Regions from separate parts of the Mus musculus genome. Here region 2 is linked to region 1. The links are chromatin loops, found by intact Hi-C in ENCODE. Cell type or tissue: heart. All regions are shown on one strand. Each heading gives the region's core, and the rest is flanking DNA. Links, peaks and the distances in the headings are about the cores only.

The links. A loop is a pair of places that touch in the nucleus more often than their neighbours do. Peaks named below come from ENCODE experiments on the same cell type or tissue, not always from the same donor. Only the 100,000 strongest peaks of a DNase experiment are listed, where the experiment ranks them.
Region 2: it touches region 1 in a loop (4-fold over the local background); 3 of 42 quality-filtered maps call a loop at or near these places.

What each region holds. Positions count from the first base shown.
Region 1 is chr1:171,221,052-171,225,433 of GRCm38, reverse strand. It overlaps Tomm40l (translocase of outer mitochondrial membrane 40-like), which reads left to right and starts at 2,920. Exons shown (of 10, transcript NM_001037170.2): 1 at 2,920-3,059; 2 at 3,281-3,530; 3 at 3,795-3,862; 4 at 4,174-4,266. The coding sequence starts at 3,416. Apoa2 (apolipoprotein A-II) reads right to left here and starts at 380. Exons shown (of 4, transcript NM_001305549.1): 1 at 313-380; 2 at 68-147. The coding sequence starts at 119. In heart, for the core only: a CTCF peak has its summit at 2,676; a DNase peak (open chromatin) is centred at 2,843; H3K4me3 peaks cover 2,441 bases; H3K27ac peaks cover 2,467 bases.
Region 2 is chr1:171,285,356-171,289,737 of GRCm38, reverse strand. Usp21 (ubiquitin specific peptidase 21) reads left to right here and starts at 1,777. Exons shown (of 13, transcript NM_013919.4): 1 at 1,777-1,976; 2 at 2,768-3,388; 3 at 4,137-4,196; 4 at 4,363-4,382. The coding sequence starts at 2,789. It overlaps Ufc1 (ubiquitin-fold modifier conjugating enzyme 1), which reads left to right. Exons shown (of 7, transcript NM_025388.3): 5 at 144-220; 6 at 477-567; 7 at 767-1,174. The coding sequence ends at 847. In heart, for the core only: no CTCF peak of the experiment used is centred there; DNase peaks (open chromatin) are centred at 1,147, 1,737, 2,067 and 3,087; H3K4me3 peaks cover 1,912 bases; H3K27ac peaks cover 1,517 bases.

The DNA of each region.
Region 1 (4,382 bases), core at 383-4,382:
AGAGAGTTGGGCAGCCAAGACTCTCAGTACCTTCTTTCCTTTGGTTTCCCCCGTATCAAAACCTCACCTTCCAGGCTACAGATGGTGACCAGCAGTGCGACCATTGCGAGCAGCTTCATGATGGCAGACTATGGCCTAGGAACAGTGCTGCTGGTGAGAAAGAACACTGCCGTCAGAGGGGCTTCAGCCCCTTGCAGGGATTCCCCCCCACCCAGATGGATGCTCACTCTAACTTAGCTCCTTCCCTCTCCACAATTAAAGTCCCATGCTCTTTGCACGTTGCCCACCCACAGCTCTGTTCCCTCAGCATACCGATTCTGTGCTGCAGTCCTTCCCGTCTACTCTGGGCTTGACTGGAGGTAGGGGCTATATACACATATACTCCCCCACCCCCACCCCGTCAGGTGATACGGAGAATGGCAAGTCCAGAAGGGCAGAGATCAGGCTGGAGTAAACAAGGGTTAGACATGGACAAAAGGACAAGCAAAAGGGACTCTTGGTGTCACAGTGAACCACAGGGGCATAAACTCTAGTGAAGGCCAATGTCTGCTTATGATTTATCCTTTTGGGATCAGGAGTTGATGGGTTTATATGTATCCATCAGGTAATCAGGATTCTAAGTTATTTTTCTGGAAAGCTCCAACATGCAGCTCTTAGCCCTCGTCATCTTTACCTTATTATGGACAAGTTTCATTTCCCCAACCCTTCACCCCTTCATAGCAATTTGGCAGAGAGGAATTTGGGAACAGAAGGAGAAAGGAGCAAGGCACAGTGGCACAAGCTTTTAATCCCAGCCCCGGGGAGTCAGAGGCAGATTGGTCTTTGTGAACTTGAGAGCAGCCCGATCTATATAGTGAGTCTCAGGACGGCACAGAGAGATTCTGTCTCAAAGGAAGAAAGGAAGAAAGAAAGAAAGAAAGAAAGAAAGAAAGAAAGAAAGAAAGAAAGAAAGAAAGAAAGAAAGAAAGAAAGAGGAAGAAAGAGGAAGAAGGGAAATGAATTGAAATAGGAGGTGGAAAGGAATGGGGGTTATGAAGATATAAGTCAGAACAGGTACAACTGCCTCTGTCCCTTTTTGAGTTAATGTGTAATGAGATAGGAAGGGGGCATGAACACCACACACACAAACACACACACACACACACACACACACACACACACACACACACACACCCCTCACGGACATACAAAAGACACACAGAGAAAATGCTGCATTGGAATTATTGTATTTGATAGGTCTCATGAATGAAATTCCTTTAAAATAATCATGAAATACAAGTCCATTTATGGGTTCTCATCAATGTGTGCTCCCTGCCTCCAAAAAACAAATTCAGAAAAATAGCCTCTGCCCTCCTGCTCCCAACCTCAGTAGTTAAGAGGCTCTGTCCAAATCAAGGTCAAAGGGCCTGGACACTTGATCCCCTTATCAGTTAGGTCCTGGCCCCTGGCCCAGTTCTAACTGTGTGGAAGGACAGAGGTACATTCGCTAGGCCCAGGGCTCTCCAGTGGAGTCAACTCAGTAGCTACTGAAAACATTCCTATCACTCACCTTTTTGCCACCAAGCTTACCCTGTGTGTACTGGAATATTAGTGAGAGATACGGGGGTGGAAGTGTGGAAGCTAGGGAGGGAGAGTGCAACCGAAGACCAAGAAATCTGTTTATTTTAGTTATGTGTTTTGCTTCCACGTGTATCTGTGTAAGAGTGTCAGATTCTCTGGAACTGGAATTAAAGTTGTGGGTGCTAGGATTTGAACCTGGATCCTTTGAAAAGTAGCCAGTTCTCTCTCTCTCTCTCTCTCTCTCTCTCTCTCTCTCTCTCTCTCTCTCTCAAACACACACACACACACACACACACACACGACTCTCTCTCTTTGCATGTATAAATGCAAACAACAGAAGGGTACATCAGATTCCATTACAGATGGTTGTGAGCCACTATGTGATTGCTGGGAAGTGAACTTATGACTTTTGGGGAAGCATCTGAGCCACCTCACCAGCCTCGTCACTGCTCTTACCCACTTCGCCATCTCTTCAACCCTTGCATATGCAATCTTGCATATTTCCAGTTGTCCTCTTGTGGACTTACCTCTAGTGTCACATCACTGCTTGCCCCTGGCCCTGGGGGGAGGAGCGTAACTTCAGGCTGCGGTTGTATTCTTAGATTTTATTTGTCTTTTCTCCATGTAAATAATAACTAGAGAGGGTAGCTGCTTCGGAAGCTAGTTCTGCCCACAACTCTCTCCTCGCCCTCAGAACTCTCACAGTCATTTTTTTTGGGGGGGGGGGGTCGTTGAGACAGGGTTTCTCTGTATAGCCCTGGCTGTCCTGGAACTCACTTTGTAGACCAGGCTGGCCTCGAACTTAGAAATCCGCCTGCGCCACCACGCCGGGAAGGCAAGGCCTGTGAATTCCAGCGGGGGAAGGGGGGACGGCGGGGGGCGGTAGAGGTCTGTTTTGGGGGGTTGGATTGTGAGTAGCAGTCCTTTGGAGGTGGTATAGAGTGGAGAGTTGTGGGGATTCTCCAGCCGGCTTTCAGGAAGGTGGAGGGTAAAGTGAACCACGTCTTCACAACCCCTGAGTGTGATATATTCATAAAATAGGTCTTCAAACTATAGTTTCACTTTTCTCACGTTCCGGTTTAAGGAACTCCATTGGTCTAATAGGCAAAATGCTCCCTCTAGTGTCTTGAATGCTCAAGAGTTTATCTCGACCTTGAGGAGGTTGGGCGGTCTTAAAAGGGGGCCTTCCACTAACGTCTAAAGGGCCACCCACAAACTCCCACTCGCCACTGCACTCGGACTGAAGCCCTGGGGCCTGCAGGCCTGCCACTCTTCTGTTTTCTCCTCTCCTATTGGTCACTAGTAAATTGAGGCACCTTTTTCATCATTGAGTGGGTTGGGTCTTTGGGCGCTTCCTTTGCCCATTTCCAAGATGGCGCCTACGGACATGCTTGGAATACAGGGTGAAGCTGCAGTTCTGCCATTACTCAAGATGGCTGCCCCCATCAAGATGACCGGGTGTGCCTAGGGGGAAAGAGGCTGCAGGATGGTCTGAGATGGTAAGGGCTAGTGTTCCATTGCGGGCAGACCCTTGGGACGTGGGAATGAAGAACAGAGAAACTAGAAAGTCAGCGGAAGCCTGCGGTAGTAGTTAAGACTAGATAATGGGAGAGCAGACGGGGGTGACAGGTGGGGGTGAGGGATCAACGATGGGGCGGGAGTGTGCCCGGGATTCAACTTTAGCATCGGTGTTCTCTCCCCCTACTGTTCCTTATTGCAGGTCTAGCATTGAACCATATGGAAGTTTCTGAAACTGGGGAGCCCGATGATGGGGGGTGGAGCCCGTGGGGGATAGAGGGAGCAATAGATTTTATCCCCAGGCTAACCCCAACCCCTCCCTGTCCTCTGGATTAAAATGGGGAACACCCTGGGCCTGGCACCGATGGGTACTTTACCCCGCCGGAGCCACCGTCGAGAGGAACCGCTGCCCAACCCCGGGAGCTTCGACGAGCTGCACCGGTTGTGCAAAGGTGAGACCGCAGCTTTTGGGTGTCTCAGGATGAAGGGTCATAGAGAAGGGGAGGGTCCTGAATGCTGATGTCCAGTGATGTGAACAGCGAGGGGAGATCACAGCTGGAGCATCCGGCAGTCAAAAAGGACCAGATGTTCAAAGCAGAGCGTTTTGTTGCAGGATTTGAAAGGAGGTCATTTCCTCCAGTGCTTCATATGCAATTGAAAGGGGAGTCCGTCTATGTAGTTAGGGGTCCTTATCTGTGCATGTTCCTTCCCTTCAGATGTATTCCCAGCACAGATGGAAGGCGTGAAGCTGGTTGTCAACAAGGTTCTGAGCAGCCATTTCCAGGTGCTCCCACTGGTCTGGCCCCTACTTACCCCCCTCCTCCCTGCTTGTCTCTGGATCCTCTTTACACCTATTAGTCCTGTCTTGGCTAGGCTATGTGGGACAAATGAGGGGAAGTGTGGGGTCCTCCCCCCCCAATGCCTTTAAGCAACAAGATGTGGGACTTGTTGCTTAAAGTCCAGTGGCCCTCTGCATGCGTTGGAATAGTTGAGGTTTTAAAAAGCCCCCTCTGGATGGAAAAAAAGGTCAAGGGTGGGAGACGGGATTGAAACGAAATAGAATGCTCTGTTCTCCGTTGTCTCCTCTTTCCTCAGGTGGCTCATACTGTGCACATGAGTGCCCTGGGCTTGCCAGGGTACCACCTCCATACCGCCTATGCAGGGGACTGGCAGCTTAGCCCCACAGAGGTGAGGGCTCCCCCACACTCGCGTCAACTGTGTAAAACGCACATGGACGTAGGTCTTGAGAATTTGGAAATGTGTGTGATCAGCAACTATGTTCTCAGTGCCTCTTCTGAACGCGA
Region 2 (4,382 bases), core at 1-4,000, 65 kb before region 1:
TGCTAATCTCTGTGCCTAGAATCCTGGTGTGTACATGCTGCCTGTGGAATCTGCGGAACAAGCAGTTCAGCCAAGAGATGCATATGTCTGACTAGGCTAGTTCATTTTTCTCTCGTCTTATTATGGCTTTGTAATTCCTCCAGATTCCTATCACATATCCCACTACTGCTCCGGAAATTGCAGTCCCTGAGCTGGACGGGAAGACAGCAAAGATGTACAGGTAGGACTGACGAGGTGGTGAGAGAGAGCAAAGGTAGCCTTAGGGAAGAGCCCAAGAGACAATGGTTTCCCCAGAGCCTGCTCCAGCTGCTCCAGAGTCTAGGGGGAGTCCAGCTCTCCTCTGTCAAGCCTGAGCAAAGTACTTAGCTGACCTTGTTCTCCATTCTGAGCACTAACAATCTTCCTGTGTTCCCAAGAGGCTGCTCTACGTTAAGACTGTCTCACGTGTCAATGCTTTCCTCTCGTCTTTCTCACAGGGGTGGCAAAATATGTCTGACTGATCATTTCAAACCTTTGTGGGCCAGGAATGTGCCTAAGTTTGGACTAGCTCATCTCATGGCCCTGGGGGTGAGTTTGTTAATTTCGGTGTATGAGAGGAAGAGGGAGGGTTCAGGGATAAGTAATATCCTACACGTAGCTGAGACTAGACATTCCTTGGGCATGTCCTCCTAGGCTCTAGGACCTAGAGTCTCCGGGGAGGAGACTCAGGTGGAACAAGAGGCATGGACTGTGACAGTAACTTCACAGGGTTTCCCTTGCATTGCAGCTGGGTCCTTGGCTGGCAGTGGAAGTCCCCGATCTGATCCAGAAGGGTGTGATCCAGCACAAAGAAAAATGCAGCCAATGAAGGACTACGCCCCTGAGGCCGGACTGAGGGACCGTGGCTAGGCTCCATTCCTGTTTGCTCCTTTTTCAGGATTCCTTCAAGGGTCACCTCTGGCTGTTACAAAGTAGCTGGAGGGACAAATAAGAAAACCCAACAATAGGGCAAGGTCACAAAGTTTCTAAATGAAACTGTACAGAGAGATGAAAGATTTGGGCCTTGAAATAGGCGGTTTGTATCCCTTCTCCAAGTAGAGCCCTGGAGGCATTTTGGAGGCCTGGGGTGTAACTTACAGCACATAGCTTTTTGGTTTCTGGAGACAACCTGTCAATAAAAGCTGCTTCCCCTGGTAGCCTGTGGTTCTCATTGATGGCTGTTAAGAAGGTGAACAAGCAAAACGCGGAGGTACATGAACAACTACACTAGGTTGGGAGGAGGGTATGATAGAAGAAAATCTGGTTTCTTTCCTTGCTGTTGGGGTTCACTTTTTCCCTTTAGCAGTGAACCATGTTTTACTTAACTGCCTGAGCCTACAAAGAAGCTTGAAGAATGAGTTTTACAGGTCCAGCGTTCTCTTCCCACTAGGGATCTCCCCACCCTTAGGTGGAGTTGCTAAATGCTTCTCTATTGGTTTGCTGGCTAGACCTGGACCTGCATGCTGCTTTCTCACTGCATCCCTCTTGCTTCCGAAGAATCTGTGTTGTAAGCCCTTCCGTTACTTTTCGACTCTTGGGCTCTTCATCTCTATGGACCATATATGACTGGGTGAGGGGCCTTGGCCTCAGGGACTTGCAGCAATGGTTTAAAGACCACCATCAGGCAGGGCCTGAAACTAGTGGTTCTAAAGTTGGCTGCGTTTCCATGGTGTCGGTCGGGGAGCCGTGGGGGCGGGCTCACGCAAGCGCCGAGGAGGTAGGTGGGAGGATTCCGAGTGTGGGCGCGCAGGCGCCTAAGAGACTGTGAAGCCGGTGGCCGGTGGCCGGGCGGCACCAACAAAGATGGCGGCGGCCCTTGCGGCGGGAGCAAGCTGGGCAACAGCTGCGGCTAAAGCTGCAGCCCGGCCTGTGGGGAGGCTGTTTGGGGATAAGAGGGGGTGGCCCTGAGCTGGAGCTGGACCCCGGCTGGCCTCCCCCGCCGCCTCACCGGGGGACAGGTATGGGCCGGGACGTTATGGCGGGGTGGGGTGGGAGAGCCGAGGGAGGATGGATCCAGACCCCAGAGGACGTTCACCACAAAGGGGGATGCTCGCGGTGCCCAGCGGGGCCTGGGAGAACTGGGCTGGAAGAACGGCATTCTCGGACCGCGGGGAATATGCCGCCGGACCCCGCAGCCAATCAGCAGCCTCGGCCTTTCTGCCCTCGAGGGGGGCGGACCCGGGTAAAACCCTGCTGTGGTGGGAGAGGTGCACAAATTAGGGGTCAAGTAGTTCGTCCTCCATCTCAAACCATTGCCCCCCTGGGCCCAGATACCAAGTAGGATCCCAGAATTGGAGGAGGGAGTGGATTGCAGATCACCCGTTTAATCCGCTTCATTTGCAACCCAGAGGAGCTGGGGTTGAGATTGGAATGCTGTCTTTTGGACTGATTCCTGCGTCCACAGTCCCAGGTCTATGGCACATCCCACTTGACTAGCCACATATGGGGAGTTTGTAGATTATAAAAACAGCTGAGATTGAGAGTACCAGTGGCTTTTAAATAAATCTGTATTCTATAGAGAGGGGGTGGGGCATGAAAAGGTCAAAATGATGGTCTGCTATTCAATCATTTGTTTATTCAAGGAGTACTAAGTATTTTTCGTATGCCAAACATTGCCAGGTCCTGGAGATGCAAGAACTGATTTTATAAACGTTATATGTACCCTCGGTACATGAAGAAGACAGCTTGCATGATCGCCTGTATCTTCTCTCCCTTCCTAATTCAAACGCTGACTCTCTTTTCTCCTCAGGTCCAGCCTGTGGTGCCCACAATGCCCCAGGCTTCTGAGCACCGCCTGGGCCGGACTCGAGAGCCACCTGTCAATGTACAGCCCCGAGTGGGAGCCAAGATACCATTTCCTCCCCGGGCACGCAGCAAGGAGCGCCGAAACCCAGTTCCTGGGCCAAACTCCATGTTACGACCTTTGCCTCCCAGGCCAGGTCCCCCAGATGAAAGGCTCAAGAAACTGGAGCTGGGTCGGGGTCGGACCTCAGGCTCTCGTCCTAGAGGTCCCCTTCGAGCAGATCATGGGGTTCCCCTGCCTGGCTCACCGCCCCCAGCTGTGGCTCTGCCTCTCCCATCCCGGACCAACTTAGCCCGTTCCAAGTCTGTGAGCAGTGGGGACTTGCGTCCAATGGGGATTGCCTTGGGAGGGCACCGTGGCGCTGGCGAGCTAGGGGCTGCACTGAGCCGCTTGGCACTCCGGCCTGAGCCACCCACTTTGAGACGTAGTACTTCTCTCCGGCGTCTTGGGGGCTTCCCTGGCCCCCCTACCCTGCTCAGCATACGGACAGAGCCCCCTACTTCCCATGGCTCCTTCCACATGATATCTGCCCGGCCTTCTGAGCCTTTCTACTCTGATGACAAGATGGTGAGGACTTGACAGCACACGTGGTCTCTCCCATGCTCATGTTCCTCTTGCCTTCAACTTTGTCATACTATGGCTTTCCTGTGTTCCCTTCTCTGAGTCCCTTTGTCAACTCCTCATTACACCAGTGGATTCTTGTCTTTTCTGAGACCTTCTAGATCTTATTTTGGGTTGTATGTGATTCTCCAACTTGGTGTGCCATTCTAGTCCCTAGGGAATTAGCCCGACTATTTAGAATTCTTCCTTGGGTCCTTAGGCACTCTCTTTTAAGGCAACATCTCTCCTAGGACTGGGCCTAGACCTAATTAATCCCTGGAGCTGCGGAGGGGCGGAGTCAAGAGCACCTGTGCTGGTGTGGTTCCCCATTTCCCGAGCTAACTGAGCTAGGCTGCTTGCAGTTGGAGCCAGCAGGAGAGGGTGCAAGAAGGGGCCACGGGGGCAGGAGGGGGATTTGGGGGCAGTAAAGTGGGGGCGGGGAGCAGCTGGGCAACCATGCCAGTGCTTGGGGAGTTGCCTCAGGAGCTGCAGCGCCGGCTAGCTTGGCAGCGGAGTAAATGGGGACTTGGTGTGACAGCCATGGCTGAGTCTGTGGTACACTCAGCTGTGATGGGCTTACTACTCATGACCAGTGAGGTAGGATGACCAGTGAGGGGAACAGGGTAGAACTGGGGCACGAGTTGGGTTGGGGAGACATTCAGCAGCATGCTATTGAAAGCGCCAGGTAGAATATGACTGTCCTCTGACTTTCTAGGCTCACCACACACTGCTTCTGGGCTCTGGTCATGTTGGCCTCCGAAATCTAGGAAATACAGTAAGAGCCACTTTCCTGTCCTTCTCTGTAAAAGGGATGTGAGATGGTGTTGGGGGTGGAGACAGGCACAGACCCAGGAGAGGCATGCCGGAGAGCAGGAAGCGCTCTCAGTCCTGCTGGGCACCGGTCTGCAAAGGTAACAGCAGTGTCCCCACCGCTTCCCCAGTGCTTCCTGAATGCCGTGCT